7 separate regions of the Mus musculus genome follow, and all the other regions are linked to region 6. A link is a loop called in an ENCODE intact Hi-C map of the cell type or tissue named here. Cell type or tissue: left cerebral cortex. All regions are shown on one strand. Region 1 holds the start of Usp27x (ubiquitin specific peptidase 27, X chromosome). Region 2 overlaps Ppp1r3f (protein phosphatase 1, regulatory subunit 3F). Region 3 overlaps Syp (synaptophysin). Region 4 has its middle 3.8 kb from the start of Gpkow. Region 5 has its middle 3.3 kb from the start of Clcn5. Region 6 holds the start of 2010204K13Rik (RIKEN cDNA 2010204K13 gene). Region 7 overlaps Cacna1f (calcium channel, voltage-dependent, alpha 1F subunit).

Evidence for each region. Peaks named below come from ENCODE experiments on the same cell type or tissue, not always from the same donor. Only the 100,000 strongest peaks of a DNase experiment are listed, where the experiment ranks them.
Region 1: it touches region 6 in a loop (2.1-fold over the local background); 11 of 42 quality-filtered maps call a loop at or near these places.
Region 2: it touches region 6 in a loop (3.0-fold over the local background); 5 of 42 quality-filtered maps call a loop at or near these places.
Region 3: a loop joins it to region 6, with 4 times the contacts of the local background. A loop is called at or near these places in 17 of 42 quality-filtered maps.
Region 4: it touches region 6 in a loop (5-fold over the local background); 12 of 42 quality-filtered maps call a loop at or near these places.
Region 5: a loop joins it to region 6, with 21 times the contacts of the local background. A loop is called at or near these places in 19 of 42 quality-filtered maps.
Region 7: it touches region 6 in a loop (6-fold over the local background); 18 of 42 quality-filtered maps call a loop at or near these places.

Annotation. Positions count from the first base shown.
Region 1 is chrX:7,374,247-7,378,246 of GRCm38, reverse strand. Usp27x (ubiquitin specific peptidase 27, X chromosome) reads left to right here and starts at 2,417. Exons shown (of 1, transcript NM_019461.4): 1 at 2,417-4,000. The coding sequence starts at 3,386. Gm14379 (predicted gene 14379) reads right to left here and starts at 2,322. Exons shown (of 2, transcript NR_026741.1): 1 at 1,964-2,322; 2 at 205-1,723. In left cerebral cortex, CTCF peaks have their summits at 900 and 2,161; DNase peaks (open chromatin) are centred at 2,133 and 3,276; H3K4me3 peaks cover 1,879 bases; H3K27ac peaks cover 1,154 bases.
Region 2 is chrX:7,566,740-7,570,739 of GRCm38, reverse strand. All of the region lies in intron 1 of Ppp1r3f (protein phosphatase 1, regulatory subunit 3F), which reads left to right. Among named protein-coding and RNA genes, the nearest start is that of Flicr, 4.9 kb to the left of the region's middle. In left cerebral cortex, no CTCF peak of the experiment used is centred here; a DNase peak (open chromatin) is centred at 1,570.
Region 3 is chrX:7,643,462-7,647,461 of GRCm38, reverse strand. It overlaps Syp (synaptophysin), which reads right to left. Exons shown (of 7, transcript NM_009305.2): 4 at 3,163-3,361; 5 at 2,263-2,454. Among named protein-coding and RNA genes, the nearest start is that of Syp, 6.9 kb to the right of the region's middle. In left cerebral cortex, a CTCF peak has its summit at 1,912 (motif pointing right); DNase peaks (open chromatin) are centred at 1,925 and 2,776.
Region 4 is chrX:7,691,364-7,695,363 of GRCm38, reverse strand. No RefSeq gene overlaps it. Among named protein-coding and RNA genes, the nearest start is that of Gpkow, 3.8 kb to the left of the region's middle. In left cerebral cortex, a CTCF peak has its summit at 2,272; a DNase peak (open chromatin) is centred at 2,277.
Region 5 is chrX:7,320,688-7,324,687 of GRCm38, reverse strand. No RefSeq gene overlaps it. Among named protein-coding and RNA genes, the nearest start is that of Clcn5, 3.3 kb to the right of the region's middle. In left cerebral cortex, a CTCF peak has its summit at 2,228; a DNase peak (open chromatin) is centred at 2,197.
Region 6 is chrX:7,419,295-7,423,294 of GRCm38, reverse strand. 2010204K13Rik (RIKEN cDNA 2010204K13 gene) reads left to right here and starts at 307. Exons shown (of 2, transcript NR_027924.1): 1 at 307-416. In left cerebral cortex, CTCF peaks have their summits at 291 (motif pointing left) and 2,059 (motif pointing right); DNase peaks (open chromatin) are centred at 287, 964 and 2,094; H3K4me3 peaks cover 690 bases; H3K27ac peaks cover 391 bases.
Region 7 is chrX:7,633,520-7,637,519 of GRCm38, reverse strand. It overlaps Cacna1f (calcium channel, voltage-dependent, alpha 1F subunit), which reads right to left. Exons shown (of 48, transcript NM_019582.2): 47 at 2,876-3,073; 48 at 2,324-2,631. The coding sequence ends at 2,401. Among named protein-coding and RNA genes, the nearest start is that of Syp, 3.1 kb to the left of the region's middle. In left cerebral cortex, a CTCF peak has its summit at 2,361; DNase peaks (open chromatin) are centred at 1,489, 2,204, 2,903, 3,258 and 1 more place; H3K27ac peaks cover 1,341 bases.

The DNA.
Region 1 (4,000 bases), 45 kb after region 6:
AGAGGCGGTGATGTCTGCCCAGGACTAAGTCCAGACTATACAAGCTCTATACCTGTAAAGATTATGGTGACTTGTATCACTGGTGATTAAAGTAAAGGAAGAATACAATGAGGAAATGAATGTAAGAAAATAATCACTAAGTTGCAAAATTTCCAATGAGGGGCAACTTTTTTTTTTTAAAGAAAAGTACTCAACTACTATTTATTCATTCATTCATCCATTCATTCATTTATTTATTTATTTAAATATTTGGTGCTTCTTTTCTGCTAGTTGTCCTAAAGCCACTTCTTTAGCATGTGTGTTCCTTTTAGGAAAGCCAAATCTAATCCTGGGGTGTCTTTGGCTCAGTGCTCTTAATACATAGTACATAGCTCTTAGTGCCTGGCCATAGATGGTGGGGTGAATGATGGCAGAGCCCCCCACTTCCAGAGTTTTCTGGCCTTGGCAGTGCCCAGGTTCCTCTGTGAGCTTCACAGGAAGCTGATGAGTAGTGGGGCAACTGGGTTACATAGCCATTATTCAGCAGCAGGACTCCTAAGCATGGCGATCTTTAGATTTCTTTGTTGGTTGGTAGCCTGTGAGGATAGGATGAACGTTCTCCTTCCTTGCCTTCTTCACTCGTGCTCCATGAGCTCAGTCATTCTTAGCAGCTGCATCATTCCTTTGGTAGCCATACTGGTTGGACTTCCTCTAGTTGCAGGTGACAAAGGGCAGGCATTTGTTGGAAGGACACTTCAAGGAATTGAAAACAGAGCTGACTTAGGGAAGGCAGGCACTAAGGTAGCCTTAGGCTAGCTAGGAACCACACAGCCTCCATAAGGGCTCCAGCTCCCTGACTAATCCCCAAGGAGTATGTCTTTGCTTCCTCTATGAAGCATGACTCAGGTGGAGGCTGATTTCCAATGCTGACCAGGGATGCTTTGTAGACAGCAGAGCCCCCTAGAGTAGGACCATCCATGTGCACCAGGTACAGCCGGCTGTCACACTGAGGCACTGGACTCTTCTTAGCTCACTCTCTCCCCACGTGCTGATCCCTGCCTTTGGCTGCACCCTCCAGAAGCAGCAGTTGCAGCTGCTTCTGACATCCCCACTCTGCCCAAGACCTGAGCTGTTTGTTCTGGACTCATTCTTCCTGGGCTCTATGATGCTGCTTTTCATACAGCAGGCCCCCAGACTCTCTCCTCACTGGCAGCTCCAAAGATACCCGCTTTATTCCTACGTGCTGCCCACCCAAGACTCTGCTAAATCTTATGGGTCTCAGACTTTGTAGTTTGGGTTCCTTGCAGCGTAAGGGAGGTGCAACCTGTAGGAACAGCCTTGCAGTGTCTGGTTTCCCCTGCTGGCCTTGGAGTGACTGTTTCTGCCCACAGGCTGCTCAGTATCTGGAGTGCTGTATCTGGAGGCCAGCTGTCAACCAGTCATCCCACCCAGGGCCTTTGGAGCCTGAGTGGGAGGCAAGGAGCCAGCACAGGATGGGCTGATAAGTTTCTCAAAGAGACATGTCCCTTCAGGTGGAGCGGCCTTGGGAGCACTGTTGTCCCTCTAGATCTGGGGTTCAGGCTGGTCCCCAGTAAAGTTTGAGCTTCATCGTTTCTGGGAGAGCAGGAGTTGGACCTAGAGGGGGAGACTGAGACATGTTGGGGGTACGTTCAGCTGCTGGAGGCAGGTTCAGCCGCTGGAATGATGGATGTCGGAGCTCCCGCCTTTATTCTCAAGTACCAGACTGTGAAGGGATATTTTATGGCCTCAGAAACGTTTCTAGACAAGACAACCCTTCGGGCCCCCCGCCCCACAGGCTAGGGGAAGCTGCACCCTTGAGGGCAGTACTAGAGGGGAGGAGACCGCCTAGGGGGTCAGAGCAGCGATTGGAGCGGAGAGCTGGAAGCGCCTTAAAGAGACTGCGCGGTCCCCGCCCCACTTCCCGCCAGCCTCAATGAATTAGAGCTGTGTTTCCCAAACTTGCCTGATCACTAGCAGTTTCTCCGGCCCTAGTTAGAGATCCAGGTTCCGGAGTACCTCCCTTCAAGAGTCTGATTCAGTAGGCCTGCGGGTGGAGCCGAGGAATCTGTAATTTTAACACGCTCCCCCACGTGATTGTCGTGAACCAGCAAGTTTGGGAAATATTGAATTAAAGGAAACGGGGCCTGGCTGCAGAAGCGGCCTCCGCTAGGGGGCTTCGGCGGGAGCATTCCCGGGGGCGTCGCCTGCTTCCGCTGCCGCCTCCTTCAGTGAAAGTCCCTTTTGGGTCCAGCTGCCACAACCACCGCGCTCCCTCAGTCCGGACGGGGACACCCCAGGTCTGCGTGGCCCCCGCGCCACCACGCCCAGTGGCCGCCCGAGCCCCACGAGCAGGGGGAGGAGTCGCAGCCAGTGGAGGCGGAGGAGGCTGGAGGAGGCGGAGACGGCGGAGACGGGAGAGAAGGCATAGAGGAAGGTGGAGGCGGAGAAGGTGGAGGGGAAGGTGGAGGCGGCCGGGAAGGTGGACGCCACCGGGAAGGTGGAGACAGCAGGGAAGGTGGACGCCACCGGGAAGGTGGAGATCGCGGAGGGTCCGGGCCGCGGGGCTGAGCTCAAGCTGGAGCTGGAGCAGGAGCCCGAGCCGGAGCCCGAGCCGGAGCCCGAGCGGGAGCCCGAGCGGGAGCCCGAGCCGGAGCCGGAGCGGGAGCCCGAGCCGGAGCCCCAGCCAGAGCCCGAGCCGGAGCCCGAGCCCGAGCCCCAGCCGGAGCCGGAACCCGAACAGAAGCCGGAGCCCGAGCCGGAGCCCGAACCCGAGCCCTTACAGGAGCCTGAGCCTGAGCCTGAGCCTGAGCCTGAGCCTGAGCCTGAGAGGCAGCCCGAGAAGGAGCCGAAGGATGAGAACCCAGCGCAGAGCGGTGTTGGCGGCAGCGGCGACGAGGTTCCTCCCCCCACCCTTCCCTCCGACCCTCCGCGGCCCCCTGATCCCTCTCCGCGTCGCAGTCGTGCCCCGCGCCGCCGACCCCGGCCCCGGCCCCAGACTAGGCTTCGTACCCCGCCGCAGCCTAGGCCACGGCCCCCACCCCGGCCCCGGCCCCGGCGTGGTCCTGGGGGCGGATGCCTGGATGTGGATTTTGCTGTGGGGCCACCAGGTTGTTCCCACGTGAACAGCTTTAAGGTGGGAGAGAACTGGAGGCAGGAATTGCGGGTTATCTACCAGTGCTTCGTGTGGTGTGGAACCCCAGAGACCAGGAAAAGCAAGGCAAAGTCGTGCGTCTGCCATGTGTGTGGCACCCATTTAAACAGACTCCACTCTTGCCTTTCCTGCGTCTTCTTTGGCTGCTTCACAGAGAAACACATCCACGAGCACGCTGAGACAAAACAGCACAACTTAGCGGTAGATCTTTATTATGGAGGCATATACTGCTTCATGTGTAAAGACTATGTGTATGACATAGACATTGAGCAAATTGCCAAAGAAGAGCAAGGAGAAGCCTTGAAATTACAAGCGTCCACCTCGACAGAGGTTTCTCAGCAACAGTGTTCAGTGCCGGGACTTGGGGAGAAATATCCCACCTGGGAAACGACCAAACCTGAACTAGAACTTCTGGGGCACAACCCACGGAGAAGAAGGATCGCCTCCAGCTTTACCATCGGCTTACGAGGACTAATTAATCTTGGCAACACGTGTTTTATGAACTGCATTGTCCAGGCCTTGACCCACACTCCAATACTGAGAGATTTCTTTCTCTCTGACAGGCACCGGTGTGAAATGCCCAGCCCTGAGTTGTGTCTGGTCTGTGAGATGTCGTCGCTCTTTCGGGAGCTGTATTCTGGAAACCCATCTCCTCATGTGCCCTATAAGTTACTGCACCTGGTGTGGATACACGCTCGTCATCTAGCAGGGTACAGGCAGCAGGATGCCCACGAGTTCCTCATCGCTGCGCTAGATGTCCTGCATAGGCACTGCAAAGGTGACGATGTTGGCAAGGTGGCCAGCAACCCCAACCACTGTAACTGCATCATAGACCAAATCTTCACAGGT
Region 2 (4,000 bases), 150 kb before region 6:
TCCCTTTTCTTATCTGTGGGAGGCCTGCTGTAGAGGGCTTCAGAATCGTTGGCCACAGGCCCACTGTGCAGCTGGCCCTTGGCAGGTAGGGTCAGAAGAGATGATTGGCAGCCATGAGGATGTAGTCCAGAGGCTGAGCTGGCTGCTTTCCCTAGCTTGCAGGACCAGGTTTGCAGTACTCAGTAGGTTTAGAGAGAATCCATCAGCAGCATTTTTGGTAGAGCCTGTTATGTGCTGAGCACAGTGCTAGGAACAAGCAGAGAAGACACAGACTGGTCCTAAGACTCCCAGGAGCTTGGGGTAGAGCCAGGGGGCAAGGGTTATGTGAGACCCTACCAAGTGATATGTGGCCAAGCCCCCTTTCCTTGCTGGGCACTTTGCTGAGTATTTTTGTATAGTTTCATTTGTGCTCAACAGCGTTTTCTGTGAGCTAGATTCCTTTAAATCCCTCTTCTGGGTGAGCACAGAGGTTTTGAGTCCTCAGTGATTGGACTGATATGGGAAGGAGCCCTTCTGGTGTGTCTTGGCTTTATACTCTGAGGAAGTATCCTATTCCTCTTAAAAATAAAGACCAACAAAAATCTGGCTGGCCCTTACACACCCTCACCGATGCCTGCTTCAGCCTCTGTTAGCATCTAGTCTGGCTTTATATTGGTTTCTGCTCCCGAGCTCTTGTCGCCACATCCCTTCTGTTACTCCTGCTTTGGGGTTGTCGCTCATACTGTTTGCTTCACCAAGAATGTGTTTACCCCTCAGATTCTCCTCATGGAGACTCCTCAGTTCTAAGAGGGTTTCCTTAGGGAAGGAAGCTTGCGCAGCTTAGCCTCCTTAAGTCCCCAGTTTTATTCATAGCACTGATCAGCAAGTCAAGTTGGAAAATGCCACATAGGCCAGCATGTGAGCCTTCCCCCAAGTTAAGGACCATCTTCCATCCTGCCCCATTGTCCTGTGTGTCCTTTGATCCACCCTCGGCTCCTCTTTCATGGGATCCCGTCAAGTGTTCTTTATCATTACACTCTGCCTTTTGCTTCTTCAAACACAATAGAAACCATAAGAATGGAATGCCTGCTCCTTAGAGCCCCCACGTCTGAACACCAACACCCCTCACATTGTACATGAGGAGGGGGTCCCTTGTTCCCATTTCAGGCCAGTTTCTGTTCTTGACTCCAGAGCTTCATTTTCTGCCATTTGTCCAGAGGCTGCAACCATAAGCCCCATTTGTCTTTCATCAGGCTTTTTTTCCAGGTCTGTCTCACCTGGTCCTCTGTTGACCTAGCCTCAGGCCAGGGTCTCTCTCTTAATTGCTGAGCCACCTTGCCCTTTGCCTCTGGTCAGTACTTGATGATCACCCTTGTCCCCCTCCCCTGAAGAGTCAACAGCACTTGCTTTGTCTGCAGTTTTATTAGTCCCTGGCTTTGGCCACACTGAAAGGCTCCGTTGTTTTCTTCTTGAAAGGGCTAACTGCTCCTACTCGGTCCCCTCTGGCTTTGGGACCGCCCTCTACTTGCTTTCTTCAAAATCTCTGGCCCTTTCTCCTGTTCTGTCAGCCTCAACTACTAAACTTGGTGTCTGCTTGACTGAATCCTTAGTCTTCTCAAGCTTGGCTGTCTCCCACTCAGTGCCCCCAAACAACCTCTTATTCCATACCCATGCACTTGCTTTCTAAGCATCCTTAAGCCCTTGCTGATTCTAGTCTGTGCCAGGGCCTAGTGTTCTAGCATGTTCCTTCCTTTTCTAAAGGCACTGGCTTCCGTCTGTAGTAAGGCCTTTATTAGGGGATTAATGGGTGACTGCAATGCTAGACTGTAAGCTCCGTGAGGGGTAGGGACATGCTCTGCATTGGTGACCACTGTATTTTCACAGGCCTGCCTTAGTGCATGGCACTTAGTAGGTGCTCAATAAATATTTGTTGAAAGAACGAGTTTGAGTATTTTTTCAAATGTCTCCACATCAAATTCTAAATTTCATTGCTGGGTTTGCTCACCAGTGTGTCTCCTGTCACTATCCCTGATGCACAGGTTTTAGGTATACCTGTAACTGAATGAATGGGTAGCTATTGGCAGCCTCACAGAAATGAGAACAATAGAGTTGAAATGGGTGGGGTGGGAATCATCTAAGTGGTCTGGAGAGAGGATTTCATGAGAAAGTGTCCCTTTGTTCTACAGACAACTGGTAGGCCATCATGGTTAAGGTTGTGGGCTGGAGGCTGCACAGCAAAGTGGCAGAGCAGGGATGTGAGCCTGTGTAGTTCTGCTAGTGCTCCAGTTGAGAACTGCAGCGCTAGGCTGCTGGATGGGGCCTACAGCTGGGAATGGCCGGACAAGTTGCTTCCTTTTTTCAGAGCCCCAGCGCTATTCCAAAAGACTTAGTTTTAAGCACTTTATTGGTGCTTTGCATGTTTCCTCAGTCCATCGAAAAGCTCCCTGAAGTATTACTACCATTTCTTCCTTATAGATGAGGAGACTAGGGCACAAGAGATGAGGAAATTTGTCCCGGGTCACAGCTGATTTGTGGTAGAGCTGGGACTATTCAACATTGCATTTTCTGGGCATTTATTGAGATGCAAGATCAGTTTGCTGGCTTCCAACAAACATTGGCAAATGGTATAGGAGATAGCCCAGCGCAGTTTGACATGCAGTAGAGGTGAGTATTACTTTGAAGAGCAAGTGTTTCAGTTCTCAGTGTGTCTGTGTCTGTATTTACTCGTGAATGTGCTGGCTTATGAGGTGAAATGGTTTTCTCACCCTGGGCTGTGGCCACGGGAGTGTCAGTTAGATGAAGCTTGAAGCATGCATGGTAAGCTGCCCTCCAATGCACACAAGTCCTAGAGTTGAGGCTGACACTCAGAGAAAGCAGGGCAGAGTCCTACATAACTTGATGATGTCACAGCCTCCTCACCTCACCCCCCCAAAGCACACGACTTAAGCTGACCAGAATTCCAAGTATCTTGAAGCCACGCCCCCCCCCCCCCCCCCCAGACAGCATCATCAGATTGTCTCCATGGGAGCTGGGCTGTGCGTGTTTCCCTTTGGGGCTCAGCACATGACCCAGTTCGGGCAAGCACAGTTCTTTGAAACTTGGCGTGCTCACGTAGGACCCAGACGATGATTGTGGCCGTGGTATTGAGTCTACTTTGCATTTCTCTTGGGGGCTTGTTGGCCCTCATTCACTCACTCATTCTTTATCTCTGCTAACTGATCTTTCTGTTCTGTCTTGGCTGGCCTGGGCTGGGGCCGCTGCCACCACTTTCTCAAGTCTTATCCCTTGGTCTCCAGGTACTATCTGAAGTCAAGTAGCTGTTGACTTTCTTTATGGTGGGAAGAACTTTCACTCCCAGTAGAGTGGTCCATTCTAGGTAAGATGGGCTGGACTCATTCACAAGTACTCAAGTAAGGCATGCCAACACATTCCCAGCACTGTGTGTCCTGGCCCACTGTGTGTTCACTGCCCCCCAGAGAGACTGCATGGCATTTGTGGGACAGGTGCCAAAAGGTTTTATTCTCGAAAATGAACAGGCACACCGTATGTACAGTTTTGTTCTTGATTTCCTTCCATTTTTCTAAGAACTGTTAACTGATCGGTAAGTCTGTACACTTACACTCGCCTCATTTTGATTGCAGCCACAGCTACTTCCAAAATTTTACTGTGAAAGACGATTCAAAGATTTCTCCCCACCACCTCTCTCTTTCACTCTCTCTCTCCCTCCCCCCCCCCTCTCTCTCTCTCACACACACACACACAGACACACACACCTCTCTGCCTACTGTCTAAGACACTGTCTTCAAAGTGGGGCCAGTTTTGGATGTTATCAGTATGCAGTGTAGTTATCGGGGATAGAGACAGTTCCTTAAATCATACTTTCTATATTTGGAAGAAGGAAAGGTTGCTGTTTGAAAGGATACATGTAAACTTTTCAAATGACTTTGATGTAGTAACAAAAAGGCCCATGGTGGAGGCAATGAGCAACCGTCTCCCCTGCCCCCAGCTTTTCTTTCCAACT
Region 3 (4,000 bases), 220 kb before region 6:
GTTCTAGGACTTGAACGCCTGTCCTCAGGAAGAGGGGTAAGTGCTCTTAACCATGGAGTCATCCCTCTAGCCCGTCTTTTTCTTTTCTTTTTAAATAGATTTTTATTTGTTTTGTTTGTTTTTGAGACGGTCTTGCCTTTTATCCAAGGATGACCTGGAGTTTACTACCTAGGCCAATCTGGCTTTAAATTAGCCCTGGGCATAGAGTAATGGCACAGAGGTTAGAATCTAAGTTTAATGACCAGCACCTACATGGTGGCTCACAAACACCTGTAATTCTAGTTTCAGGATATCTGACACCCTTCCTTTACCTCCACAGGCACCAAGAATGCAAGTGACTCATATAAGCAAAACATTCATACACATAAAATAAAAATAATAAGTATTTTTAAAAGTAGTCTTTTAAGTGCTAGGTTTACAGGCATATATTAACATCCTTGGCTCTAAGTATATGCTTTTCTTTTCTTTCTTTTCTTTTATTTTTTTAGACAGGGTCTCACTCTGCAGCCCTGGTTGACCTGGAACTCTTTTTGTACACCAGGCTGGCCTCAAACTCTCAGAGATCCACCAGTCTCTGCCTCCCAAGTGCTGGAATTAAAGGCATGTGCTACCATGTGCCCAGCTAAGTATATGTTATTTTTTAAAAACAATTAAAAATTACAAATAAATATGGAGCTTATATGAAATACTTAAAAGCAAAATTCTATATGCCATTTAGTACATGTTACACCCTCTTCTGAGCACCTTAAGTTTCCTTAAAGTTCCAGGTTTAAGCTGGTTAGTGGTGATCTACAGAGCAAGTTCCAGAACAGCCTGGGCTACACAGAGAAATTCTGTGTCAGAAAAACAAAAAATAATAATAATAAAAAAAGTAAAAAATAAAAATCAATCAATCAATCCATGTTTGGACAGAAAGTAAGACCTACATTTTATTCTGTTTGTTTTGACACAATCTTGAAATGTTGCCCAGGCTGGCCCAGAACTCCTGGGCTTATGTGATTGATCTTCCGCCTGTACTTGCTGAGTAGCAGAGACTATAGACCTATACCACTACCTCCAGTTGATATCCCCGTTCTATTTATTTTTTTAGCATATTTAGTTTATTTTTCTATTTTTGAGACAAGGCCTCTGTAGCCTCAGATGTCCTACAACTCACACTATATAGCCAGAGTGGCCTCAATCTCTTAGCAGTCTTCCTGCCTCAGGCTCCCACGTGCTAGAACTATAGGCCTGTACCACCACACTTGGGCTAATACCTCCATTTTATTTTGTGTTTAAAATGATCTTAAGGTTTTGCTTTATGACTGTAAGCATTTTGCCCACATGCATGCATGTATATCACTGCATGCCCATAAATCCCTTGGGAGTAGAATTATGGATGTTACAAATTGAACATGGGTCCTCTGCATGGTCAGGAGGTGCTGTCCCTTCCTAGCTCCCACCCCAGACAGGGTTTCTTTTTGTAGCCCTGGCTGTCCCGGAAATAGCTTTGTAGCCCAGGCTGGCCTCGAACTCAGATCGGATTGCTTCTGCCTCCCCAGTGCTGGAACTACAAGTGTGTACTACTTAGCTGTTCAGCCACCTCTCCAGCCCTTGTTATGTCCATTTAAAAGCCGAGTTCAGACAGGCTAAATTACCCAAGATTACACAATCAGCAAGTAGCAGGAAAAAAAAAAGACTTCAAATCTTAGCATCTGTAACATTGATATAGGATGTAGTTTTGTGTTGGGTTTGTGTGTGTGTGTGTGTGTGTGTGTGTGTACGTGCTGTGAATTCAGTGGATACTCATGTTTGGAGCAGGACCTATCATCAGCCTTCAGTTTGCATGTTCAAAATGATACCTGAAAGGCTTGTTACTAGCTGTAGGTCACAGAGCTTGCCACGTGACAGGATCTATGGTCAGACTGTTTTTAGCCGCTAGGGGGCGCCCAAGTAAGAAAACATTTCAAGATCTTGTTCTTTTGCATGTAAGGAAATCAATTCTAAAAGGATACTGAATTTCAGCAGCTTTGGCATGACTGGGCTGGGCCCAGTTATCCCCGCCTAATCTGAAAGACCTCATGTTCTCCTACTGGGAACAGATATGTGGTATCCCAGTGGTTATAATTGTTCAACCTTCTTTTGTTGGTGTGCCTCTTCCAGGGAGCCCTCATGGACCAACCTCCTGACTCTCCTCCCATTCTCTCTCTCTCCCCCGTTTCCCATGCCAGACTGTGTCTCCCAGCTTTTCTCTTCCAGCCCGGCCAGCTTCCCAGGGCTTACCACCGAGGTGTTGAGTCCTGAAGTCACAGGGTCCCTCAGTTCCTTGCATGTGTTTCCTGTCTGGCGGCACATAGGCATCTCCTTGATAATGTTCTCTGGGTCAGTGGCCATCTTCACATCGGACAGGCCTTTGGCCCAGGCGGATGAGCTAACTAGCCACATGAAAGCGAACACTGCTGTGGCCAGGAAGTCCTAGGCAGGGAGGCATGAGGAAGATGTTATAGTGAACGCACGGCTTTCTGCTGAGCCTTGAGCCCCTACAGACCCCAAGCCTTTGTGGAAGGGGTCATTTAGAAGAGGCTCGCCTCTTTTCTGCCTTTGCAGCTCTGAGGCTTATTAGATTTTCACCTGAAGGTCTCAGCTTGAGTGTCTGTGAGTGTCTATGATACAGAGGGAGTGTGCTAGTGATGCGTGGGTGCAGACGTTGAGGGAGGAACTAACTCCGTGGGATGTTTCTGAATCTGTGAGAAGTGTGTCTTACCACTTTTATTTGCATGTGGGAATATGTGTCATTTGATGTCTGGGATGAGGGTGTGAGAACCTCTCTGTGTAGGACTCGGTGTCTGTGTGGCAGGGTGACATGCATGACTGTCACAGTGAACCTCGGTACTCCTTCTTTTCATCTAGTCTGTGTGGTCGTGTGAGAGATGGTGGTACGGTTAGGTACGTGGGCCAGTCTGGCATTCTGTGTGGGCTCTGGGTATGTCCCCCATGATTCTATGATGCCCAGTGTGGATGGAGTCTTGGAGAGAGCAGCAGCAACAGCAGCAGCAGCATCAGCGTTGGGCTGCTTGGGTATGGGGCTTGTCTGGGAGTCTGTTTGGCCTGTGAGCCAAATGAGCTGGGCCCCTGCGGCCTCATGTCCTTGGTCACTGCATGCAATCAGCTGTGGGGACTCACCATCATTGGCCCTTTGTTGTTCTCTCGGTACTTGTTCTGCAGGAAGATGTAGGTGGCCAGGGCCCCCATGGAGTAGAGGAAGGCAAACACAGCCACGGTGACAAAGAATTCAGCCGAGGAGGAGTAGTCACCAACTAGGAAGATCTTGGTAGTGCCCCCTTTAACGCAGGAGGGTGCATCAAAGTACACTTGGTGCAGCCTGCAGAGAGAGGTGTTCAGGTGTGGTCCGGAATCCCTTTCTCACCTTCCTGGCCAAGAGCATCCCAGACTGTTTTGAGGTCCCAGGAAAAGGAGGAAATGGCCATTCACAGAGCACTTGCAATGTACCATTGATTGCCGAAAGCATCCTGGTAATATCTGTGGCACCCCTCCCTCACTGCAGCCCAGGTACTCCTGCCTCTGAGTTCACTGTAGAAAGTGACAGGTATCTCTCTAGCTTAGGGCCTTTGCACTGGCTGACCTCTTTAACAGGAATATTCTTCCCTCATTGTTTTTCAGCCTTTTGGCTAAGATCAAGTGTAGGGACGGGTGCTCTTCCTTAAGATAGCTTTCATGCCTTATTCTTTCAGCCCCTTCAGACTTTGCTTAACTATCAGCTTCTCATCAAAGACTTTCTGCATTTCACTTTAAAGGAAAGATTTCTTATCCATGTGTGAGTGAATGTGCACGTGTGTGCAGGTGCACATATGTTGGGGTGTACGAGGTTGCACCGCTTTGTGACAGCCAGAGTTTAACCTCGTGTCTTGTTCCTCAGGTTCCATCCCCCCTCTTTTGAAACAGGGTCTCTCTCTGGCTTAGAGCTTGCTGAGCTGGCTGGCATGGAGTCTAGCATGGGCCA
Region 4 (4,000 bases), 270 kb before region 6:
TCCCCCATCCATGATGGGTTGATAAGTTGTTTTGTGCATGTGAGTTCAGGAGTACAACAGCTGTTGGCATTTAGTCTAAGCTCTGCCCCATAGTTACTTGGCAATAGCCAGGTGTGCCTGACTGAGCTATAAAAGGGGCTACTTGCCCCTCCTCTCTCTCTTACTCCATATTCTCTCTCTCCTCATTCCCCTCCACCTTCTCTCTCCACGTGCTCATGGCCAGCCTCTACTCCTCTCTCTCTCTCTCTCTCTCTCTCTCTCTCTCTCTCTCTCTCTCTCTCTCTCTCTCTCTCCCCTCTCAACTCCCCTCCCCATGCCCTGAATAAACTCTATTCTACACTATACTGTCTGTGGCTGGTCCCTCATGGCGAAGGATTGCTTCAGCATGGACCCGCAGAGGCACCCCCTTCCCCCACACCTGACTGCACATCCACCAGACGTATTCCTTCTCCTCCCTTATATTCTTATAAAGCACAACAACGCCATGCCATGTCCACAAGATAGTCTTTCACTATACTCCTCCCCATCCTTCAAGCTCTTACACGATGTTCTCTCTCTCTCTCTCTCTCTCTCTCTCTCTCTCTCTCTCTCTCCCTGTGTGTGTGTGTGATTTAAATGTCCCATTTAGGACTGAGTACTCAAAGTCACTTCTTCACTTTGATTTTTTTTTGAAGCTCTGCATTCACCACTGCCCACAAAATAAATCTGTGCTCTTAAGCATAAATATTTAGAATGGGGCACAGCAGTGCACACTTTCAATCTCAGTACTTGGGAAGCAGAGACAAGTGAATCTCTGAGAGTGTTGCATAGAGAAACCTGTCTCAAATAAACAAAAACAAATATACAAATATCTAATAAGTAGTTTGACAACATGTCCATTCAGTAGAAACATCAGAGAGTGGCTTCCTACCTCTCAGGACCTGACCATAGGAGCACTTACGTTGCAGTGGGATTTTTATTTAATAACTTATGGCCTCTGGGAGCAGAATTATCCATTAATGCAGAATACTTGTCTTTAAAGTCTTTTTTCTTTTTTAAAAATCTGTTTTTAATTGGCTTATGCGGATGCCATAGTTAGTGTTTTCATTGTGGTGAACAGATGCCATGGCCAAGGCAACTCTTATAAAGGAAAACATTTAATTGAGACTGGCCTACAGTTTCAGGGGTTTAGTCCATTATCATCGTGCTGGGAAGCACAGCAGCATGCTGGCAGACATAGTGCTTGAAGAGCCGAGAATTCTGCCTCTTGATCTGAAGGCACTCAGGAAGAGACTCAATTCCACACTTGCCAGAACCTGAGGCTAGGAGACCTCAAAGGCTTCCTTAACAGTGACACACTTCCTCCAACAAGGTCACAGCTCCTCCAGTGAGGTCACATTTCCTAATGGTGCTACTCCCTATGGCCAGACATTCAAATATATGAATCTATGGGGGCCAATCTTATTGAAACCACCACAACGGATTTATGGGAATGAGCCAATAATCTGTTTTGTTGTATGTGTGATTCTGAGCATGGGTCACCTTACATAACTCAGGCTGGTGTGGAGCTTACTATGTATTGAAAATCCTTCTGTCTGAGTTTCCTGAGTTGGGATTATAATACATTAAGCTATTATCTTCCTTTTATCTATTTTAAGATTTCTTTTTTTTTCCCCTTTGGTTTTTTGAGACAGGGTGTCTCTGTATAGCCCTGGCTGTCCTGGAACTCACTTTGTAGACCAGGCTGGCCTCAAACTCAGAAATCTGCCTGCCTCTGCCTCTTGAGTGCTGGGATTAAAGGCGTGCGCCACCATGCCCGGCAAGATTTATTTCTTTAGCTTGACTTTTGCTGTTATTTTGCTATCGGCAATACAGGTTCTCGCTACACAACCCAGATAGCTATTTTGGAACTTGTCACCCCCATGTCTTGGAGCCTCTTTAGAAGCTGGGATTACAGGTGTGTCGCGCTATGCCTGGCTATTTTGTTGGTGGTGGTTTTGGGGGGATTTTTTTTTTTTTTTAGTGTGTGTGCATGCGTGTTTTGTTTTGTTGTTTTTTGAAAAAGGGTCTCACTTTGTGACACTAAGTTGCTTGGAACTCGATTTGTAGGTGAGGCTAACCTCCAACTCACCTCCCTCTGCCTCCCATATGCTGGGATTAAAGGCCTGTGCCATCACAACAACCTTTTCATTTTTCTGGAAGAGACTGGTACTTGCCATATTTGCCTGGTTTGGCCTGGAGTTCCTAGGCCCCCAGCTCTTGTTGGCTCAGCCTCCCCTGTAGTTTGAACCATAGGTGGCGCCACTTCACTACCCTGTTATTTTTACTACCAACACTATTGATACGGATGAATTAAAGATGGTATCTGCTTATTCTCAATGACGTCACTGCCTTTGAGGTAAATTGTCACAGCTGAAGTGGCAACTACTTCTAGAGGCAGCACAGGCAAAGAGAGCAAGCTTCCTTCTTCCATGTCCTTCATATAAACTCCCAGGAGACGGTCTGGCCCAGATTAAAAGTGGATCTGCCCACCTCAAATATCCTGATTAAGTATTTAATCCCAGCACTCAGGAGGCAGAGGCAGGTGGATTTCTGAGTTCGAGGCCAGCCTGGTCTATAAAGTGAGTTTCAGGACAGCCAGGGCTACACAGAGAAACCCTGTCTCGAAAAACCAAAAAAAAAAAAAAAAAAAAAAAAAAACAAACAAACAAAACAAAACAAGAAAGTAACTTATCACTTTCCTAAAGAAAAAAAAAAAGTTGGGTATAATAGTGCATTCCTTTGATTCCAGAATGTGGAATACAGACACAAGCAGATCTCTGGGTTCCAGGCCAGCTAGAGCTAAAAAAAAAAAAAAAAAAAAATTGTTAAGAGCACTTGCTGCTCTTCGGGAGAACCCAAATTATACACATGAGAGTCTATGCCCAGTAAGAAATTTCAGTTCTTAACACACACTCTCTCTCTCTCCATATATATATATATATATATATATATATATATATATATATATATGTATACACATGTATATTCAGGTACATGTCACCAAGCCTGATTAACTGAGTTTTATCCTTGGGACCAAGGAGAGAACTGGCTCCCGAAGCTGGTCTCTGATCCCCACAGAGAATCCATAAGGTGAACACAGGTGCACACCGAACAAACCAGCAAATGAACGATGGAAGGAAGGAAATTTGGATGACTGGAAATGGGGCTGGAGCGATGGCTCAACTGGTAAAGATCATCTGTTGCTCCTGCAGGGGACCCCAGTTCTGTTCCCAGCACCTACACAGTGGCTTAGAATCATATGTATTCTAGTTCTAGGGGAACCCAAGGCCTCTTTTGGACCTATAAGGGCAGCAGGCACTCACATGATGCACATATGTGCAGGCAAAAACTCATACACAAAAAATAAGTAAAATATCTAAGGGATCCTACATACCTATCAACCAATACCTTATATAGTTGTTACTATTGAGGCAGTATTTCTTCTTCTTTTGTTAACTTCTTTTTTGTTTGTTTCCTGACACAGATACACTTTGTAGTCCAGGTTGGCCTTCAACTTATGGTAATTCCACTGGCTCAGGTTCTGAGTGCTTGCATCAGCATACCTGGCTATCTGATTGTGCACTCAGGACTTGTGTTGGATTTGCTGGCCGGCCAGGTCCTGGACCCTTCCTCCACTCCCACCCTCTCCCACCCACCCTTCTCCAGCACCGTGAACTCTTACAGAATGTCTCCCCTCAAAAATCAAGGTTTTCCTGCCTTAGGGATATTTGTATTCACCATCCTAGAGCCTCTGCCTGAGAAGCAGAAGTATCTTGAAATATGTCATTATTCATGATATTAATGTCTTTCAGAGGGCTGGAGAGTTGGCTCAATGGTTAAGAGCACTGACTGCTTTCCAGAGGTTGTGAGTTCAATTCCCAGCAACCACATGGTGGCTCACAACCATCTGTAATGAGATCTGATGCCCTCTCTGGTGTGTCTGAAGACAGGTAGAATGTACTCATATAAATAAAATAAT
Region 5 (4,000 bases), 99 kb after region 6:
CATATTGTCAGGCAAGATTGTATCTGACCACCTTCCCACTTTTTTTTCTCCCTTACCTGAACAATTAGCAGCAAGCCCAGGTTTCTGTGCCAGTCACAGACTCTACACATTGAACTACACCCATGGCCCTAGAACTCAAATTATTTTTTTGTAAGAGCAGAAAGCTTTGTCTACTCTCTCTCTCTCTCTCTCTCTCTCTCTCTCTCTCTCTCTCACACACACACACACACAGAGAGACAGAGAGAGAGAGAGAGAGAAAGAGAGAGAGGGAGAGAGAGAGGGGTGAGAGGGAGAGAGAGAGGGGAGAGGGAGAGGGAGAGGGAGAGGGAGAGGGAGAGGGAGAGGGAGAGGGAGAGAGATTCATAGGATAAATACATCTCTTAAGTCTGAGCCCACACGTTTGCAGCATTGTATAGCATGATCGCATGTGTAGTTAACAAGGTGTTGTTAACCAAGGCCACGGTAAAAACATGTAGTGCAACACAAGCCATTATTGCTAGATACCCGTAACTCATTATTTGTTTCCTCTTGAATTAATTTTTGTTTGTTGCATATTCAGAAATCCTTTACTGTTGCCAAGTTGTTGTTATTGTTGTTGTTTTTCCTGACCCTCACATTCAGCTCTGTGACCCCCATATAAAGTAGTGACCAACAGTTTAAGAAGCTGGGAGGGAGCTAGGGAAATCTGTTCATTGCCTTTTATTCTGCTTCATTTTTCTGAAACTAACCTTGACATTTCTTGAGCACTCTAGATGTTTGGCTTTGAAATTAATGTCCCAGCTGGTACAGAGCATGCTTAGCAAAGTTTAACCCTTAGCATCACAAAAATAAAGACAAAAGTGGCATTGGGAGATAGCACAATAGTGAAATATATGATAAATACAAACAATACCAGAAGCATTCAGGCTTTCCCTTTCATGGCCACACAGCTATCTCTTTGGGCCTTTACTTGCAGTGTTAATTTGAAGGTGAAAGAAGTGCTTGTAGCCATGATGGTTCAGAGAGCACAGTGATGTGCTTTTGTGACATGAGTGCTTTTTCATTATGTAGACGATTTCATCATATCACTTACGTATAATTGACTTTTAACAAATGGTTGTCAACTCTTTCAACATTTCATATAATTTGTTTTGATTGTATGCACCTCCCCCTACTCCTTTCTCTACTCCCTTCCTTCTCCACTCCATCTCCCTACCTCCCCTCAACTTTGTGTCCTTTTTCCTTTTTAAAGCAATAAACAATTGAGTCCAGTGTTTGCTGCTCATAAACTCTCAGGTGCGCAGCCATCGAGTGGAGTGTGCTGGACCTACCATGAGCTATGCTCTTAAAGAAAACTTGACTCTCTCCTCTTCAGAAACCATCAGCTTGCCATGGCACGTTGGTCAGGGGTGAGCACATACTTGGGGACCCCTTCGGGGTCCATGTTGAAATGTTGAATAGCTTGATTTTGTGGGTCTTATGTCTGCAGGCAGCCACAGTGGTTTGAGTTCCTGAGTGTGCGGACCCTGATGAGTTCAGAAGACACTTAGGTAGTGTGTCCATTTAAGCAGAATCAAACTCATAGTTTATTATATAGTCCACACTGGCCTGGAACTCAAGATCGCCCTGCTTTAGTCGGCAGAGGAGTGGGGTTACAGGAATGAGTCACCACAATTTGTAGCTTTTAAAGAAACCATTAACTTTGCTTTATCAGCACCACAATTTAATTTCTTCGCTTAGAAAAATAGACATTTACATCATCTCCCTACAAATATTTCCCCTTAAATCTAAAGACCTTAATCAAGGAGTCTTCCTCACTACCACCATCACCGCCGCTACCACCATCATTATCATTAGTACTAGGTAACATTTGTTAAGTGCTGATTGTTAAGTGTTTATTGATACACTTAAACATTATATAAGAAACCTGGTAACTCAAAAAAAAAAAAAAAAAGAAGAAGAAGAAAAAGAAGAAGGAACAACAACAACTAATACGTCTCTACGGCTGGGTTGTTTTGAGCCTATGCAGTCTGACTTTAGAGCCTGCTGTCACGACTTTTTTCTTTTTTTAACTCACAAAAGATGAAATGAAATGTGTGTGTGTGTGTGTGTGTGTGTGTGTGTGTGTGTGTGTGTGTGTGTGTGTGTGTGTGAATTGGGTGTGTTTAAATATTGGAGCCCTCCAAGCTGTTGGCGGTCAGTGGCGACACCACGTGGCTATATTTATGTATTGCAGCCACGTCATACTCTATGAGACTCTAAGCCTCTCAAATAATCCTACAGATGAAGCAAAGGCTCTTGTCTTGGAGGGATAAACTTGCTTCCAGTCAGCCTGCCCTTTTTCATGCCCCTTTATCAGAGGAGACTCTTTTGACCGTTACTTGTATTGTAGTTCCTCGGGGATTGGGGTGGGTGCTTCCTCATCAATGCACAAGTGAGCTCTTGTTTTTCTCTCCTGAAGTGTTGAGCAGGACAAAAAAGACAGAAAAGAGAAACTTCTCAAAAAAACAAAACCAAAACCAAACCAAAACCAAAACCAAACCAAACCAAACCAAACCAAACCAAACCAAACCAAAAACACACCTGATTTCAGTTCTTAAGGAAGAGTCCTAACAAAAGGATTGCCTTGTTCAAACGTTTTCACTATTGGGCATATTAGTAAAGTGCATATTTACCATGCACAAATCATGTGTGTGTGTGTGGTGTGTGCTCGCACATCACACATCAAAGCAAACTTCCTCAATTCTTCCCCCATTTGTTTCTGAATCAAGTAGGAATATCTGTCCAGCATTCCCAGTCCTTCTAATTTAGCCTCGGTTCCTTTCCATTCACACCACACACAACCTCTATGCTTCGATACTGTAGTGTGGTATGTAGTAATAGGCTGGAGTGTAGGTGACCATGGTGGTTTAAAAAACCCCCTTTGTCCTTTTCAGTCATAAGCTAGCAGCATCTTGCTGCCTGCCACTTGTTATCACCCACTAGTATTGTCATCACTAAATCACCCCATGTGTGTGGAGGGCATAAACGAAGCTGGCACACAGAAGCAGCTTTGATTTGGGGCTCAGGTATAGAGCTTTAGATAAAGGCCTACCTGGATCCAACATTTCATATCTACTCCAGGGTTCCCAAGAATGCAGAGCTCTGGATTCACTCCACAGTCCAGATCCACACAGTGATGATCAGGGTTTGAGCTTATGGAAGCATGGCTTCTTTTGAAATTCATCTAACGTTTAGTCTTCTCCCATGACCCTATCTTTTTTCTCTGTGAGATGACCATTTTTTTTCCTGTTAGGTTTTGTATTAAAATAAGCCCAAAACTTCATTGTGTTTGATTATAGCTTTATCTCTGGAAGCTTTGCATGGCTTGGGCTCAGATACAGGTTTTATATTTCCAAACCCTTAACTTATCCAAAGTAGGCATTCAAAATTCACTGAGCATACATGGCCTTACTGAATTTTGCTCCCTTGTGTTAACATTGCTGATCTGCCAGGCAAGATGTGCCTACTGGTGTAATAGTGGCATGTTGATGGCCACTTTCTGATTGAAACCTTTATCACAGGAGAGAATTTTATGCCTGATACTGTAACTCCATGTCTGGGTCACTCCTTGGGTAGAACCTGCTATTTTAATTTAGCTAAATGATTGCCTTCCAAATATTAGTGTCTATAGCTATAGATCTGGGCTGTTCTCAACTTTGGTCTGAGGAGCTTCTTTTTGCCATGAAACACAGAAACTCACAACTGGCCAAAGTTCTGAGAAGAGACTGAGTGCTCAGCCCGAAGTCTAAATGACAGAATTCTCAACCCTACCCCCACCCCCAATTAGGCCTAAGGGCCATCTTAGAAGAGGAGATTGAAAGAATGCAGGAGCTGGAGGATGCACAGGAGTGCTGTAAAAGACTGTCCTTTGTCCACAAGGTCACTGACTCCTGAACAAGACCAAGCCACCAACATTCCTACAGAGATGGGAGAGGTGATATCCAGACTCTATTTCTTACTGAGATTCCATTGGTAGTTG
Region 6 (4,000 bases):
GGCAGAGCAATTGCCAAATAAGTAACACTACAGTACTCATATGTGTGTGGTGACGCTGGTGTAAATGCAGATGCAGTACTAAAAATAGGTAACAGCCAAACTCCACAGGTATCTGCAGCTCTTGGTTTGCTCATCTGTGAAATCATAGCTAATCCATAGGGCCACAATCCATAGGACCACTGTGCTCATTGAATGACTCACGCTCAGGAAATGCTTCTGCTTAGCAAAATAATGGTATAGAAGAGGCAGAAGGCAGGCTGGTTTGATGTGATAATCTCTTTCGCCACCTTGTGGTTGGTGACGCACAAGTCAGCCGTGCCGCGACACGTGTTAATAAGCAGAGACTCGAGCTTCCTCCAAGTTTGGACCTTAGTGGGCCGGATGATTTGGAACTTGGAGAACTGAGAAATAAAAACGTAAGTAGGTAGCTTATGGCTCTTTCATTTTAGGTCCTTATTGTCTAGACGCTTTACTTACATTCCCTACGCGTGCGTGCGTGCGCGCGTGCACGAGCACACGGGGAAACTCCCCCCTCCCCCCTGCCCCCGGTACTTAAAGAAGGTAAAATGTGCGTGTGTGTGCGTGTGTGCGCGCGTGTGTGTGTGCGTGCGCGCGCGCGCGTGTAAGGTGTTCGTGCTGGTGACTACAGAGGTTACAAGAGGGGCATTGGATCGATCCCCCCCCCCCGAACGTGAGTTATGGACCACCACGTGGGTCTTAGGAATTGAACCCAGACCCTCTGTGAGAATTAAGTGCTCTCAACTATTTATGCATCTTCCCACCTCCAAGTGTTAGTTTCCACAAGTAGATGTTGTGGATGTTCTAGAGACATAGTTCGGAACTCAACCACAGCAGTGTCCATGCGGACAAGAAGAGGGAACATACATGTTTCTACTACTTAGTCTCTAAATCAGATTTCTAGCCAGCTACAAGTTTCTTTGAGCTCCCTAATAGGTCGAGGGGGAGGGGCGTGCACACACACATACCCATGCCATCTATCATCTATATCATCTGTCGTCTACCTTGTTACCTAAGGAAGGAAAACCAGTGTCCCTGCGCAGAAATGTATGTGAGCTAAACACTCAAACACATAAGATAAATAAATCTTAGTTGATTCTAATCCTTACTGTCCCTTGGTCATGGTCTATCACATCCATGGGGCATGGCTTCTGCCAGGCAGTTCTTGTTTTCCTCATGAGCCAAAGTTGTATGGAAGAGCATCCAATCAGTAGAACCTACTAGGGCATAGTCCTTCCCCTAGGCTAAGCTTGGGTTTCCATCCGAGGGAGGCAGGACTCTGAATGGAAGGATTTCTGAAAAAATTACAAGGACTGTTGAGAAATGCTTGGGTAAGGCAGGGAACCATGAGTACTTCAGATCTTGTCTTCCTTTCCCAGATCCAGCTCTCCCAACAACAGTAGGCTTGAGAGATGTATGGCCCAGGCACACCTGGGAATCTAGAGCTGCCTAATTTTTGGTTAGGTTACATTTAAGCTATTTTCTGGGTAGGTAATGTGTTAACAAATGGGAGGGTTGTTTTTGGACTAGGGTCTCCACTGGAGTATGGATCATGCTGTCTAATTTACCATTGTATTACGTAGCTCAGTGCCTCATGAACAAACTAAGTTGGTCATTGCCTTGAACGTGTATATTTTTATTGACATTTCAGGCCCCTAATCTCAAGAGAAGCCTAAGGAGTGTTGTTTTGGTGTCTTGTTAACTAAGGGAAATCTAGAGGCAGCCCCAGTCTTATAATCTACAGTTTCCCATAGGGCTTCTGACTCCCTCCCTTTCCAGAGAGAGGTCTTTCTCTCTTCCACAGTCAGTGTCTCCATTCTGATACTTCTATGCAGCCAGATGTTTTCTAGGGCCAGTTCTGCTCTCAGGACATGTTTTCAGGAGGAAGAGATGAATCATTCTAGCTTTGGTATTGCTGCATCTGAAATCCTGTTGGCATTGAACTTAATATCCAGGGGGGATGGTTGAGCTTGCCTGCAGCCTTGGCATTTGAGCAAGTACCTTATCTCTAGCTTTGTCTGTGACTGCTAAATGGCCACTAGAGGGAGCCAGTGGAGCTTTGGTGGAACATGGCACTTCCTGTTTGCACTCGGTTCCTGTTCTGGGGGGGAAGAAAAAAAATCACTGTTGCTTAGCAACAAGAAAGCCAATCATGCTTGCGTCTCATGCCTCTGTCACTAACCCCAAGTGAGACATAGAACATAAAGTCTCCTTCAGATATTATATACTGTAACGGTTTGGAACTTACTGGTCACTTGAAATGTGGCCTGTGATCTCATTATTTTAAATGGATGGAACTTGAGAATCTCATCCTGAGTGAGATAACCCAGAGCCAGAAGGACACGCATGGTATGTACTCACTTATAAGTGGACATTAAATGCAGGATAACCATGCTACAATCTACAGGCCCAAAGAAACTGGGTAATAAGGAGGTCCTGAGGGAGGATGTGCGAGTCTTACTCAGAAGGGGAAACTAAATAGGTGGATGGAGAGAGGGAACTGGGTAGGAGAGGAGGCGAGGAGGGGAACAGGGATGACGATCAGATGTGGGGAGAAGGGGGGTGAGAAAGGCCTGGGAGTAAGAATGGAAGCCTGAGGGGGGTGCATCTCTGGTGACTAGCTAGAGGCCTGGGATGGGAGAGGATACAGGGAGTCTATGGGGAGTATACCTTAGCTTAGATTCCTAGCAGAGGGCACTGAAATAGGGGACTCAAGACAGCCCACATATTCAGTGTATTTGCTAGACAGACTCATAGGACTCAGTGTATCTTTGCATTCATGACTCAGGTTTTATTATAGCAAAAGGATGTCCAATAAGGCCAATGGGGGCAACTACTTCGGGCCTGGAGAGATCTATGCACAGGCTTCCTCATGGACTTTTCCTCTGTTGAGGGGACATACTAATATACCCTTTCTTAAGAATAAAATGCACACTACATAGGTGGTATATTTTATCCAAGAAAGCTTAGAGCACACGGTTGTTCCTGGAGACTGCTTACTGAACAACCACTGCCTATCACGCACCAAATTTCAGGCTCTCAGAAGAAAGCAAGCATTGTAGGCTACATGGTTTGTACAAATAACATGTCGGGTGCCATATTCCTTTTGAATTTCTGCTTTAATAAATTATCCCAAGCATGTGCTTCTAACCCCAGAATCTGGGCAGCTGGGTCAGGTGGACTATGAATCTAAGGCCTGCCTGAGCTATGATACCCTGTCTTTAAAAACCACAAACAAAATCTATGTTAACCAAACTATTTTCAATTACCTCAAACCCAGAGGCTTAAGGTATACAGTGTTATCATCTTAGAGTCCAGCAGGTCAGGAAGGTAACCTTGGGTTAGAATGCAGGTGTTGATAGGGCCAAGGTCCTGTCTGATGGGCTAGGCCTCCAGTTCCTGTTTGCTTAGGTTGTTTGTCAGAATTCAACTCTTTTGGGATTATAGGCCAAAAGTCTATTTCCTTATCAATAAGCAAGGGAGGCCCTAAAAATGGCCTTCTGATTCTTCTCTTATTTCTCCTCTGAAAGGAAGCTCCCTGCAGCAATAGAGACCTCTAGATCTCTATGTAGGAATAGAGAAGCCTAGATTTCTATGTAGGAATAGGGAATTCTAGTCTTGGTTTTACAGAGGCTGCAGTGCTTGGCACACCAGCCACTCTAATCTCAGCTTCTAGAGGCCACCACACTCCTTAACTTGCAGCTTCATCTTCAAATTCAAAACCAGAATATTGAGTGTTTCTCAGATCTCATCTCTCTAGTCTCCCCTGGGAAAGGGTCTCCCACCTTCATGAATTTATGTGAGTAGACTGGGCCCACTCAGATGAGCCCGATAATTCTTCCATCTGAAATCCCATAACTTTAATTACATCTTCAAAATCTCTTCTGCCATTGGGAGCAACAGGATCTGGGGATTGAGTTGCAAACAGCTTTGAGTGGGGACCCAAGAAAGGGCACATTTCAAAAGGTAATGGTTTTGAGGC
Region 7 (4,000 bases), 210 kb before region 6:
GATTTCACTTAGCCTGAGGCTGGCCATGCCTTTCCCAGGCAGCTGAGGATGACCTTATCCTCAGCTTATCCTTTTTCCTCCCCTGCCCAGGTGCTGGCATGTTATCTCTGCATCATGTGAGCTCTGGCTTTTTTTTTTCTCTGAGACAGGGTTTGTCTCAGTAGCCTTGGATGTCCTGGAATTCACTCTGTAGATCTCGGACTCATAGAGATCTGCCTGCTTCTGCCTCCAAGTGCTGGGACTAAAGGTGTGCGCCACCACTGCCCGGCTAGCTCTGGCTTTTATACTTTTCTTAACATTTAATTATTTACTGTGTGTATGTGTGGGTGCACAAGTCGAAGTCAGAAGACAGCTTTTGGGAGTCAGTTCTCTCCACCACATTGGTCCTGTGGATCTATCTCAGGTCTTCAGGCTTGGCCATCACTTTTACCTTCTGAGATATCTCCCTAGCCCCTGTACCTTTTATTTTATTTTATTTTATTTTATTTTATTTTATTTTATTTTATTTTTCTGAGACAGGGTTTCTCTCTGTAGCCCTGGCTGTCCTGGAATTCACTCTGTATAGATCAGGCTGGCCACGAACTTATAGAGATCTGCCTGCCTTTGCCTCCAAAATGCTAGGATTAAAGGCATGTGCCACCATGCCTGGCTCCCATATTTATTTACAAAACACAAGTATATAATAGATACTTCCCAATTGTTTGCGTTTTAGCTCTCGGTTGTTTGAATCTCATTTCTAATATTTACTCCTGTTTGATTTTGGACATGTAAAATGTTTTAAAATATTATGTGTATGATTGTGCTGGTTAAAAAAAGATAATTGCCAGGTGATGGTGGCACACGCCTTTGATTCCAGCACTCAGGAGGCAGAAGCAGGTGGATCTCTGTGAGTTTGAGGCCAGCCCAGTCTACAGAGTGAGTTCCAGAACAGCCAAGGCTACACACAGAGAAACCCTGCCTTTACCTCCCCTGCCCCCCACAGATAATCAACTACAGTGCACTTAGAATAGGGTTCATTTTACTATTTTGGAAGCCATTGACTTCTCACTGTTTTCCCCCTTTACCTTCCCTGCTAAGGTAACCATCGTTTCTGCTAATTTTAGCATCTCCAGTCTCTTTCCCTCTATTCTGTTTTCAGCATACCACCAGAGCATCTATTTAAAATGCACAGTTAACTGTGTCACTACCTTACTCAATGCCTTCCTATGGTTCCCCGTGCTTTTAGAGCCTAGCATTCAGGACTGCATGGTAGAGCCCCCAACCTTAGTTTTCAGTGGATTTTATGCTTCCGCTCTAACTTGCGCTTTCACCAGACGTTAGCCCAACTGCTCCAAGCCTTTGTTTCAAGTCCCTGTGTAACTGAGTTTGAGTCCTAGTCTTTGATTGTGGTTTCCCTCAAATTTTCTGGCTTGGTTGACTCAAGAGATAGAAATAAGAACTGCCTGTCTCACGAGTGAGGAGGGCTCTACTTCAGACACTCCCCACTGGTGATCCCGTTTGGCATCATTTGCTGTGCTACCTTCAATCCCTGTGGAGTGGAACCGACTCCCACTTTGGATAACTCTTGTCATATGTCCAAGTCTCCCCAGGTTGCTCCGAGGGAAAACCGTTAGCAAGGTGCCTGGCACACACTAAATGCCCAGTACACTTTCCTTGAGTGAATGATACCCCAAAGGCAGAACAAGAAGCAGAAGGAAGATCCCGTGCATCTGCGTAGGGAGGGAACGACTCTCAGGCGTTTCAGGAGGACCAAGGGGGTGGGGGCTGGGAATGGGTTCCACGGAGCTAGAAGCACCACTGTATGCTGTCATCTAGAATTTCTACCAATGGATTTAGACTTTTCTTGCCTTTCTCAGGCAGAGGTGGGAAATGGGAGACACTTATGATACTAATTCACCATCTCTGAAATTCTTGATGCTGTGCAGGGGACACGTCTGCTTAAGCCTCCAGGTCAGCTCCAACCTCTAGGCCTTTGCTCTGTCAAGAATCTTCTACAGCCTGTCCTTTGCACTGATCCGATCGAGCCTCTGTGATGTCTCTTCCTTTCCTTACTACCCAAACAGTATCTCTTCTCTTTACTTCCTCTTATCTGCCCAGTGCCCTCCTTCTCCCCGCACCTCCACTCTGTCTCCAGCTTTTTTTGGCTGCTGTCTCTTTCTCCTCCACCTCCTCCCTCCTTCCCTGACGCTGAATAATCAGGCCTAGCTGTCCTGGTTTCTGGAAATACTCATGTGTGGGCAGTGGCTGAGGGATGCAATAAGGGATGGATAGAAGCTGTTGGGCTGGCCCAGACTGCCAGTGCAAAGATACTAAGATTCAGCAGTGTGTGGTCCATGCCTGCCTCCCTCTGGGGGAAGGAAGGGCAGGGAGTTTATTGAGCAGTAGATGAGGGGTAAGGATTTAGAGGGCATGGACACAGGCCATCTCATCTCCCAGGTCCTCTTCATCAAAGCGGGAAAGAATAGACTCCTCATCACTGTAAAGGGAGGTGGTTCTCTGTGCCAGCAGGTCACTGGCAGCACTGTCCATCTCATCCAGGGTCAGGTGACATGCATCTGCAATCTCCTGCTTGGCCAGGGCCACAAATCGTGGGTCTTGGGCAAAGAGACCTAGGCCTTCGGAGATGAGCACCTGGGAGGGGGGCGTGGTCAAAGTAGGATTAGTGTTGATCCATGGCACAATGTGCACAGTGCAGGTCACTGTGAATAAATGACACACATGCAGCGCGCAGTGGGACAGGGTCAAGTACAGTATGCCGAGAAGAGGAATTTCCACATGCTCAACATAGAGTCTGGCCACTCTTGATCCTCGGCTCTCAGCTCCCACCTCTGCCCCTACTACTGAAGCCCCTTTCCCCACACCCATCTGGACTCACAGCCTCCACCAAACTGTCAGCACTGCCCCTCTTGCGGTGGCTGGGATTCGGATGAGCTCCAGGCACTTGCAGACAGGTGAAGGTACGCAGTGGGCCGCCAAGTTTGCCAAGGTATCCTTCACCCACTGTAGATTCCTCCACCAACAACAGGGGGGCATATAGCAGTCGACCCTTCTGAGGAGGGGCTGCCCAGGAACCCTGGGTCAGAATAAACAGACACCAGATGGGCAAGGATTGGTAAGTGTGAGAGTCTTCCATTCACTCTTGTCAGTTCCGTTCCTCTCCTCTAGTAGACACAACTGGAGTCACATGGGTGGGTGTAAAACGACTTCTTTATTTGTGGGGATCAAAGCCAGAGCCATAAACATTATGGCCAAGCAAACGTTCTGCTACCGAGCTACATTCCCTGCTCCACACTTGAGTTTATGTCAGAGTATAGACAGTGCCTGTTTGCATGCATTGTGTGGGAGGGAGTTAGTTAGTTAGTTATTTAAGATAGGGCCTTGCTCTAGTATCAAGGCCTGTAATTTACTATGTTGCCCAGGTTGGCCTCAATTTTTCAGCAATTCTCCTGTACTAGTCTCACAAGGGCTGGGATTACAGACACAAACCACCCCATGTAGATGTTTTGGTTCTTTTGAAAGAGTCTCATGTAGCTCAGGCTACCCTCAATTCCATAGATATCTGAGAATAACTTTGAAGTCTTTTTTTGTTTGTTTGTTTTTTTTGTTTTTTTGAGAAGTCTTGATCCTCCTATGCCTACTTCCCAAGTGATAGGATTGCAGGTATGTGCCATCATAGATGACTCTAAAACCTGGATTTAAATGTCAACTGTGGGGGACCAGAGAGGGGAATGAGCAGCCAAGAGCACTTTCTGCACAATCATGGGAACTAGAGTTCAAATCCAAGCACCCATGACCCACGTAGCAATCCAGGCCTCCCACGCATGCCTGTAACCCTAACAGTAAGGAAAGCAGAGACAGGAGGATCGCTAGAGATTGCTGGCTTTCTGCCTAGCCAAGAAAATGTGAGCCATTACTTCAAAGTAATATGTGGAGAGAGAGAGAGAAAGGAGGGCCCTGACACTCTCTTCTGGACTCTGCGCACTCCCATGGAATATATCCA